Linked DNA regions of Mus musculus: region 1 is linked to region 2. Evidence: chromatin loops called from intact Hi-C (ENCODE). Cell type or tissue: gastrocnemius. All regions are shown on one strand.

The links. Peaks named below come from ENCODE experiments on the same cell type or tissue, not always from the same donor. Only the 100,000 strongest peaks of a DNase experiment are listed, where the experiment ranks them.
Region 1: a loop joins it to region 2, with 2.2 times the contacts of the local background. A loop is called at or near these places in 5 of 42 quality-filtered maps.

The regions. Positions count from the first base shown.
Region 1 is chr16:14,145,097-14,150,096 of GRCm38, reverse strand. It overlaps Marf1 (meiosis regulator and mRNA stability 1), which reads left to right. Exons shown (of 27, transcript NM_001081154.2): 5 at 855-1,081; 6 at 3,256-3,373; 7 at 4,008-4,180. Among named protein-coding and RNA genes, the nearest start is that of Marf1, 12 kb to the left of the region's middle. In gastrocnemius, a CTCF peak has its summit at 2,196 (motif pointing left); no DNase peak of the experiment used is centred here.
Region 2 is chr16:14,193,040-14,198,039 of GRCm38, reverse strand. Myh11 (myosin, heavy polypeptide 11, smooth muscle) reads left to right here. Exons shown (of 41, transcript NM_001161775.1): 41 at 2,856-3,513. The coding sequence ends at 2,988. Among named protein-coding and RNA genes, the nearest start is that of Nde1, 32 kb to the right of the region's middle. In gastrocnemius, a CTCF peak has its summit at 2,440 (motif pointing right); a DNase peak (open chromatin) is centred at 2,433; H3K27ac peaks cover 2,013 bases.

The DNA.
Region 1 (5,000 bases), 48 kb after region 2:
TCCCCCCCACTTCCCTACCCACCCATTCTCATTTTTTGGCCCTGGCGTTCCCCTGTACTGGGGCATATAAAGTTTGTGTGTCCGATGGGCCTCTCTTTCCAGTGATGGCCGACTAGGCCATCTTTTGATACATATGTAGCTAGAGTCAAGAGCTCCGGGGTACTGGTTAGTTCATAATGTTGTTGCACCTACAGGGTTGCAGATCTCTTTAGCTCCTTGGTTACTTTCTCTAGCTCCTCAGTTGGGAGCCCTGTGATCCATCCAATAGCTGACTGTGGGCATCCACTTATGTGTTTGCTAGGCCCCTCATAGTGCCATTATTAATAGTATTTGAAACCTGAGTGTTCTCAATCAAAATCATTTCCCTAAAAAGCAGTTACTGTGATATTTTATTGAAGAAAACATCTCTGAAAGGTTAAACCAGATGTTCATAATGTACCAGAGCAGTTTCAAGTGAGAAACAGTGCTATAGTTTCACTTTGATGGTCTTTCCAATTCTCTTCCATATCCAATAGGAAGCTAGCCCTGTACTGAGGTAGAAGCAGGTCCAGGGCCCTTAGCATCCACTTAGCTTATGGTCATCACTGGAGAAGCACCATGGCTCAGCAGGAGATGAGGTCATAGAACCATTGATTTGTAGGTTTGATGCTACTAAAAACAGGAGTGGTCTCAGTATGTCACTGGAATGTCATGGTTGCTTCTCAGGCTAGCCAGTGAAGTTGGTATCCTTAAATTTAATGGCAAGCAATAACTTAATGTTTCTGCTATTTAGAATGATGGGTAGTTACCTATTATAATTTAGCTTGCTGTTTGTTTTACACTTTGTGTAACTTGAAGTGTTAACATTTCTTAAGGGTCACCAGAAGTTGCAGTCACTGGACAGGTGCTGGAGACCCTCCCCCCCATTGGCGTTTTCTGGGATATTGAAAACTGCTCAGTCCCCTCTGGCCGGTCAGCAACAACTGTTGTACAGAGAATCCGTGAGAAGTTTTTTAGAGGACACAGAGAAGCAGAGTTTATCTGTGTGTGTGACATCAGTAAAGAAAACAAGGAAGTTATTCAAGAGCTGAATAATTGTCAGGTAAGGTTTTTTGTTGTTGTTTGTTTGTTTGTTTGTTTTTTAAGCTTTGTAATCTGCTGAGGGCCAGAGAAGTAGCTCAGCACTGACTTCCAGAGGACTGGAATTCAGTTCCCAGAACCCACATGGTGGCTAACAGCCATCTGTATGTAACTTCAGTTTCAGGCATCCTACTCCCAGGTGCACATGTGGTACACAGACATACAGGCAGGCAAAATACCCACACACATAGAAAATTTAAAATAATGAAATCTGTAAAATTGTTAATCTGCTGTGGTTATTAGCAGAATAAGTACATGTGATTATTCGAGGTGCTGTGTTTAAAATCCCAATTCCAGATTGGTTTAGTGATATTGTTATTTTTTTTAGAAGCTAGAATCTTTCTTCTTCTTTTTTTAAAGATTTATTTATTTTTTTTATTTATATGAGTACATGGCTGCTGTCTTCAGACACACATCAAAAGAGTGCATTGGATCCCATTACAGATGGTTGTGAGCCACCATGTAGTTTTTTGGGAATTGAACTCAGGACCTCTGGAAGAACAGTCAGTGCTGTTAACCACTGAGCCATCTCTCCAGCCTGTGATATTATTTTTTATGCTATCTTCAAATGGGAGAAAACCACACACAGTTTTGAGTAGTGCTGCTTGTATCTTGACACCATGCATTACAGTGGTCATGTGTGCTGTCTGCTTCGGCTTCACCCTGCTCTGTTAGGTAGGCATTCAAAATGGATGGATTATTTGTAGATGTAATTGAAGATCTAAGATCACTTCTTTGTGAGTATATTGCTAATAAATGAAAGAATTAGAGTATTTATTTAGAGACAGACTCTTAGCAGATAGCCCTGTCTGGCCTAGAAGTTGGTATATAGATGACACCAGCCTTGAATTCACAGAGATCTGCCTATCTCTGTCTCCTGGGTGCTGAGATTAAAGGCATGCACCATCATGCACAGCATTAAGAACTAAAATTTAAATCAAGGGAGACTAGGGCTGGAGAGATGGCTCAATGGTTAAGAGCACTAGCTGATCTTCCAGAGGTCCTGAGTTCAATGCCCAGCAACCACATGGTGGCTCATATCTATAATGTGATCTGATGCCCTCTTCTGGCCTGCAGGAATACATGCAGGTAGAACACATATACATAATAAATAAACAAACCTTTAGAAAAAAATCAAGGCAGGCTGACCTCAAAGTCTGCTGTAAAGCTATAATAGACTCCAGATGTTTTGGCTCTTGAATAAATAATGCCACTAAAATTTCATATTTCTGCATAGAACTATATATGCAACACACATACACATATATATTCTATGATATACACTTACACAAACTGTCAAATCTAAATGAAAATTATAATGTGGTTGAAGTACTTTGGAGACAGCTTTGTTTAAGTGTAATAATCTTAACAAGAGTTGGTAGTTTTGGCTTTCTTAGGGGTGCTATTCTCTCTTCCATCTGTCATGCAGCCCCAGATTCTGTAGTCTCCAGACAGTGGATGACATAGACAGGTGATAAAATAGAACTCCACAGTGTACCTTAACCTTGCAGATTGTGAACGAAATACATCGTGGAAAGCTTAGTGACTTGGAAGTTGACTTCCTTTCCCTCCCCTCCCCTCCCCTCCCCTCCCCTCCCCTCCCCTCCCCTCCCCTCCCCTCCCCTCCTTTTCCTTTCCTTCCCTTTCCTTTGAGACAGGGTTTCTCTGTGTAGCCCTGGCTCTCCTGGAACTCACTCTGTAGACCAGGCTGGCCTCGAACTCAGAAATCCACCTGCCTCTGCCTCCCAAGTGCTGGGATTAAAGGCATGCGCCACCACGCGCAGCTCTCCTATTCTTTTCTTAAGAGAGATAAAAAGTTCAAGCAATTAGAAATGAAAATTAGGACAGTAATCCTTCCATTTTTTACATGGAGAACCAGTTCTGAAAGAAACTGAGATCCACTTGTAACCTTGCACTCCCAACAAGAGTCACTGAAGAGCCTTTCCTTCTGTGCTACCTACGAGGGTCAGGAGTTGGGGAGGATTTCTATACTCTCAGTATGTAGGAGGACCAAGAACTTAACACTAGCCTGGGCTACACTGTGAGACCTTTGTTTAAAAAATAATGTGGACCAAGTGTGTGGCAGTTTTCTAATCCTCACTCTTGTTCAATGACGCTTTTGATAAATAATCACAGGTAACCGTTGCTCACATAAATGCTACTGCAAAGAATGCTGCTGATGATAAACTCCGTCAGAGCCTGCGAAGGTTCGCAAACACGCACACTGCTCCAGCTACTGTGGTTCTTGTGTCAAGTAAGTGTCAAAGTTTTAACCACACTCAGTGCATGGGAATTATCAGAAATGACAAGCCAAAGAATCATAGAGACGTGAACACAGGGCCCGCAGTACTGATTGTTTGCAGCTGTTTAGAGACACAGCTGAGTCTACCGCCTGGTGTAGCTTACCCCATCCTATAATCTCAGCATGTAGGAGGCTAAGGCAGGAGGGTCAAGCATGCAGACTGGCTTGGGCTACATAGAGAACAGTTAACTGAAAAACTTAAGAAAGAAAACAGAATCTAATTTTTTAGTTGTTCTCCATGAGTTATTGCAGAGCCAGTTTATTCAAGAAAATGTTTGTTTTATTTTGTGTGTATGTGGGGGTGGGTATTAGAACTTAAAAAATGCAAGATGAATAATTTCAGATTTGTGTCTCCCCAACGTGTTAGTACCTGCTCTCTGTTAATATTAGAAGGTAGCCAGGTCTTATGTGTGTGATGTGATTGCCCTGTCATGCTAACCCTTCGAGAGAAATGTGCTCTTGTTCAAAAGGGGGAGAGTGCCTGAGCCTGAGCCTGAGCCTGGTCTGCCTGCCTTCTTATACATGGCACTAGCTGTCCAGGGCTATCTCTGTTGAATGTTTCTAATGCTTGTATTTTTCCTTTCAGCTGATGTCAATTTTGCGTTGGAACTCAGTGATCTTAGGCACCGGCACGGTTTCCACATCATTTTGGTACATAAAAACCAGGCCTCTGAAGCCTTGTTACATCATGCTAACCAGCTGATCAGATTTGAAGAGTTCATTTCTGATCTCCCCCCTCGGTTACCACTGAAGATTCCTGTGAGTGGGTTTCTGTTGCCTTTGCTGTTTTCTAGGTAGATTTTGGAGACAGAGAGACTGCCTAGTCCAATGGAAAGCATCACAGCCTACTGCAGCCTTTTGAGCCTCTCTCTTATCTCATTTGTTTTGAGGACTTCCAAGCTTGTGGCTTTACTTCAGAGATAGGCACTTGCCATTGTCCCCAGTGCTAGAGATGCTTTTTCATATAAAATGGATGGAAAAGTGGAAGAAGCATCGTTTTGCTCCCAGGTATTATGGGTAAAGAGCATGGCAAGAGCTCACATTCTTGTGTGTCTGCCTTCAGATACGCAGAACAATCGTGCATCTCGGGCGATTTTTTTTTTCCCTAAGCTACCAGAAGCTGTGCTTGTTTCAGTATGTATCTTGTCGTGCATGGGGCCACTGGGTGTTGTAGGATATGTATATTAGGAGAGTGTGAACACATTCCCAGGCTCAACATTTTCTAGAATTGATTTGGGATAAGGATGATTGCCACAGAGCTGAGCCATGTGTATACTGCTTGGGGGAATGCATGTGTAACTCTGAAAGAAATTCTAGCAGTGATAGGAAAGACTTCCATTCTTCCATTCCAGGAGAATGACAGTAATACATTAAATGCACTTTTAATATATAATTTCATAAAATCACTTTATGGTTGCAGGTGTATCTTATAAACGATTATGTCCAACCCAGTACTTGGGACATATACCTGTAATCTCAACATTTAAAAGTTAGAAGCAGTGTCTCACAAGTTCCAGGCTAACCTGGGTTGCATAGCTCCTGTTCAGCCAGGGCTGCATCGTGAGACCCTGTCTCAAAA
Region 2 (5,000 bases):
CCTCCAGCTTTACAGCTCGTGTGTCACACTGTCCCTTATATCTCTGTACCCAGCACTCCTTCCTTTGTCCCCATCCCTCTGTGCCCAGCACCCCTTCCTTTGTGTCCCCATCCCTCTGTGCCCTGCACCCCTTTCCTGTGTCTTCCCCTTTCCAAGTCCTTGCAAATTTCTGTGAGACACTCCCCCACCCCCCAACTCTAAAGGCTTGGCTTAGTTCAGAGCTGGGAATGTAAGCAGACCTCATCCCTTAGTCATTGTCCTTCCCTCTGGCATTCTGTCAAACATGGCTTCTAGCAAAACACTCTGATCACATCTCCATGAGATTTAAAAATACTGCATGTTGGAGTTTTTGTTGTTATTTTAGTTTGGTTTGTTGTTTTGAGACAGCGTCTGATGTAGCTCAGTTTGGCCTTGAGCTACAAATCTTCCTGTTTCTGCCTCCCAAGTGCTACAATGACAGGTGTGTACTGCTATACATGACAGGTGTGTACTGCTATACTCTTTTAAGTGATGCTGAGGACGGAACCCAGGGCTTCGTGCATGGTAAACACGCACTTTACCAACTGTGCTTTTGCTGGGATTACTCTTACCTGCATGCGGAGCCACTATTACACTGTCAAGACTCTCATCGTGTTGTAAGGTTGACACCCCGTGGAGTACATATGGCATCTTACTCTTTGCACACACCCCTAAAGAATGGACATGGTTTCTAACTGACTGGGTCACGATTCCAGAATAAAATAAGCCCAGGGCCACAGTGACCGCAGCCCAGAAACTCATCTACTCATGGTTCAGCATGTCCTGTCAAAGGACATGAGCACTCCCTGCCCCAGCACAGATGCCAGGGCTTCACACGGCTTGAACTGGGGCTCACAGCTTACTGCATCTTCAGTGCATGAGGGTGGGAATTGGACACCAACTGTAGGAACTTTTTCTGGAGGCCTCATGGGCATGTACATGTCCAGAGATAGGAGAATAAACTCAAAGCACATGGAGCCTTTGTCAAAAGGAGGCGTCTGCTTCCCTAGGATTTTAAGCACCTTTATTCCTCCATAGTGTATCCAGGCAACAATGGCTCAATGGAGTCCCCAGTATCTCATGCTGAGCTCAAGGATATCCTTGCTTAGAGCCACCTGTTCTTTGTAGAGTTTCAACTTTGCTCTTGCTGTCAAATACTTTAAATTATGGAGGTCTTGCAGAGAGCATCCCCAAGGATACAAGGGGGATCAGAGGAGCCCCCAGTCAGCAGGAAACAAAGTCTGATTTCCTGTGGAGACTTCTCACAGCACCTAGAATAAACTAGGTTATTAGTGCTTGGAAAGATCCACAGTTCTCCAGAATGAGACCCTGGAGGTTTTAAAGCAAACCTGTGTTTCAGGAGCCCTATAACTGAGAGTTGGTATCAACCTTTTGTCTTGGATTTAGAACTGCTTCCTCCTATAGTGATCCCTGAGCTGGAACAATGCCGCTGTAGTCTCTTGATGAGAGGGTATGACTTGTTTCTGAAATGTAGGGATAAACCCTTTGAGTCAACAAATATAAACTGTTCCAAACGGCAAAAAGTGTCTAGAGCCTTAATGTAGACTTAGACACTCTTTCTAGCCCCAGGACACCACCCATTGGGTTCAGAAGCCAAAGTGTAGCCATGAGGAGAGGGGCACTGACTGTCATCCCTCTATACCACAGTCCAGGCCCTTCACCCTCTCAAGAGAAGAAGCCCTTCTGAAATGGCCCTCTGAAGCTGGCCCCAGTGTCTTATTCTGGGAGTGGCTACAACTTTAAGCATTTATTCTTGATTGCTACATCTCAAGAAAACCCCAAAGTGTTTACACAGGGAGGCCCCTATCTGCTGTGTATTACCTGTCTAATGTGTTCCTTTGGGGAAAAGAATGGGTCAGTGGGTGGGCACACCATCATGGCTTCTCCCTCCAGCCTCCTTATGGCCAGCAAGTTGCTTTTGTTACCCAATGTTGGTTTTCTAAACTGTACTAAAATGTGTTAGCACCTGTATTCACATTCAGGTCAAACAGGGCTGTGCTGACCCAACAAGATCATGTGTTAGGTCACTGAAAATCCACATAACCTTTTGTGATAGCAAAAGCTAGCTTCAAGTAAACTGACCTGTCCCCCTTTCTGTCCACTTTCCTCTCTTGCCCAAGGCTGCATGCTATATATCTAGCCTTTCCAGTAAAATCAGCCACTTGGATAGCCAGGATGGGTGGGACATGCAGAGGCTGAAAGCTGGAGTAGTGAAGATTCAGGGCTGTCCTGCCCACTAGAACAAAAATGTACCTCAGATTAACAATTTTTCAACTATTCATTTGAACATCTACTTTGTGTTCTGCATCATGTGACCATGATGAGGAAAATACACTCAAATTAGACACCATCTCTCTACCATGGGGGAATCTCAGAGCAGGAAGCTACACACCAGCAGATGGCGCTGTGTCACCCTTCAACTAAAGCTTGTACTCTGAGAAACTCTCCCTCTCCACTTTGAAAACCTAAAATCATGCCTTTTTTTTATTCCTGTGGGAAATTATAGATAAAACAGCACTAGGCCTGCTGTTTTATCTATAATTTTACAACCTTCTACCTGATGACACCAGGCCTGTGCGCTACCCTACACCTGTTTTGGCCTTTTTCTTTTCCCAACCCAACACAAGACCAGAATCCTATTTTAATATTTTAAAACCAATAATCCCATGCCAAATGAATAGATAGGACTCACCCTGAATTTGTTTGTGACTCGTTCATGTTGAGTGTGTGTTTGATCTCACCTTGATCTTGCCTCTTCCAATCACTGGGAGATTTTCTTACTAAAGACAAGTGTATTTTCTGTTTCAAACCCATAGGAGAGGAAACGAGGCTTCATTTGTTCCTTCCAGAAGGGCTGGGGGCCGTAGAGTTATTGAAAACACAGATGGTTCTGAAGAAGAAATGGACGCTCGGGACTCAGACTTCAATGGAACCAAAGCCAGTGAATAAATTCAGGATTGGACACCATGTCAGGGAAAACAGAACACTAAACGACAGCAGAGCCCAGCAGACTGCTTAGCACTTGTGTCCATTCGTTCTCAAGTCACAGAAATCACTCCACCCCTCACCAGGAGTCAACCACAGCCCTGCACAAAGGGTGTGAATTCAAGTTCTTAGATGGGCTATCAGAGAAAAATCCAAATAAGACGTACAGGTCAGGAGCCACAGTCACCAGCAACTTTGTTTACATGAAATGAGGAAGTTACATGAATGGGTGCCACAGCCCCCAACCCACTCCCAACCTTTCCCTGACCTGCCTGACCTTCCAGTTTGGGAGGAAATCCCGTTTGAAAATTCCCTTCCCTTTCCTGCCTGCCACACCTCAGACACACAGTTCACTTCGCCCAAGTGACTTTTTTAGTCATCTGAATTAAAAAAAGAAACACTGCTCCCAGAGCGAGCGGAGCAGAGCAATCACACTTATTTGCACCCATGGTCACTTTCACTAATAAAAGGTTGTAAGTCACGAGAAAGGAGTTGGCTCTTCTGTCCAGCTGTTGTCTTGGCAACTCGTTTAATCCTCTCAGTGATCCCACTACAAGAAAGTGTACACGAAGCCCAAATGAATTCTGTGTTTAGAACTGGGCCCTGTGTCCAAGCTGCACAAAGATCGCAGCATCCCCCAAACACAAAGTCCATGGTACTTCTGGACCCAAGCCTTTTGAGGGCAGCACATTCAACCAATATTTTAAGTACAAAGTTTCTTTCATCTGTTTAAATTGCAATACAGTATTTTGGCCTAGCAGAGGGGGTCAGCAGGACACCTCTATTAAGGCCAGACATGCAGTATTTAGGACTGCTGCTCACTACCCACAGTGCAGGCCTGATGACCTGAGTTTGATCCTTGGAATTCACATAAAGTTAGGTGTACTCTGACCACTACATGAGTGTTGGGGCATATACTCTCTCACGCACAAATAATGGACTTAAATACTTCAGATTTGTAGACCACATCTGCCTCTATAACACATTCATCTTCAAACAAAATGCGCAAAACCATTAAAAACAAAACAAAAAGCAAAAACCACTTAGGGCATGGTGGCCCATGTCCATAATCCTTGGGCTTGGAAGGCTGAGGCAGGGCTGACCATAACTCCAAGGCTATCTCACCCTACCCCCAACAACCATTTAAGAAAAGTGTTCTTAGCATGAAAACCCTACAGAAGCAGGCCAGGGCCCTTTAATTCTCCAACTACAGTGCTTAAGGGAGACAGGGAGACATGCTTGGCAAAAGTTCTAGCCATGCAAACTTTCCTAAAGCCCGACTCAACAGATTTAAAAAAAAAAGATAGGAAATACTGAAAAGCTGAAAAGCCAATCAATCCCCTGCCGATTGCTGCTATAGCTGGAATGACTGACAAACATTTCCCTGACATCACTGCTGAAAAGCTGACTTCAATAGAGATTTTTACAAATCAGATTCAGTGTGCAAGGTGCTTGCTTTGCAAGTATGAGGCTTTGAGTTCAGAGCCACAAAACCCAAATAAAAGCTGGGCATGGCGGCACACTTCTGTAACCCCACCCTGGAGGAAAACCTAACCTAACGGTGGATACAGGCTTAAAACTAAAGTGGAAAGAAGACAGACAGCACCCTCATAAAGGCAGAGGGGAGGGAGGAGATGGGGGCTGTGAGATGGGGGGGCTTGTGGAAGGGTAACTGGGAAGTGGGATATCATGAGATGTAAATGAATGGAATAAAAAAGGGGGAGGAGACACTAAACATCAATCTCTGTGCATATGTGTGCAAACCTGTTTATTTACATACGCCACACATACAACTGTTTACTTACATACACCACGCATACAGTTGTTTACTTACATATACCACACATACAGTTGTTTACTTACATATACCACACATACAGTTGTTTACTTACATACACCACACAGTTGTTTACTTACATACACCACACATACAGTTGTTTACTTACATACACCACACATACAATTGTTTACTTACA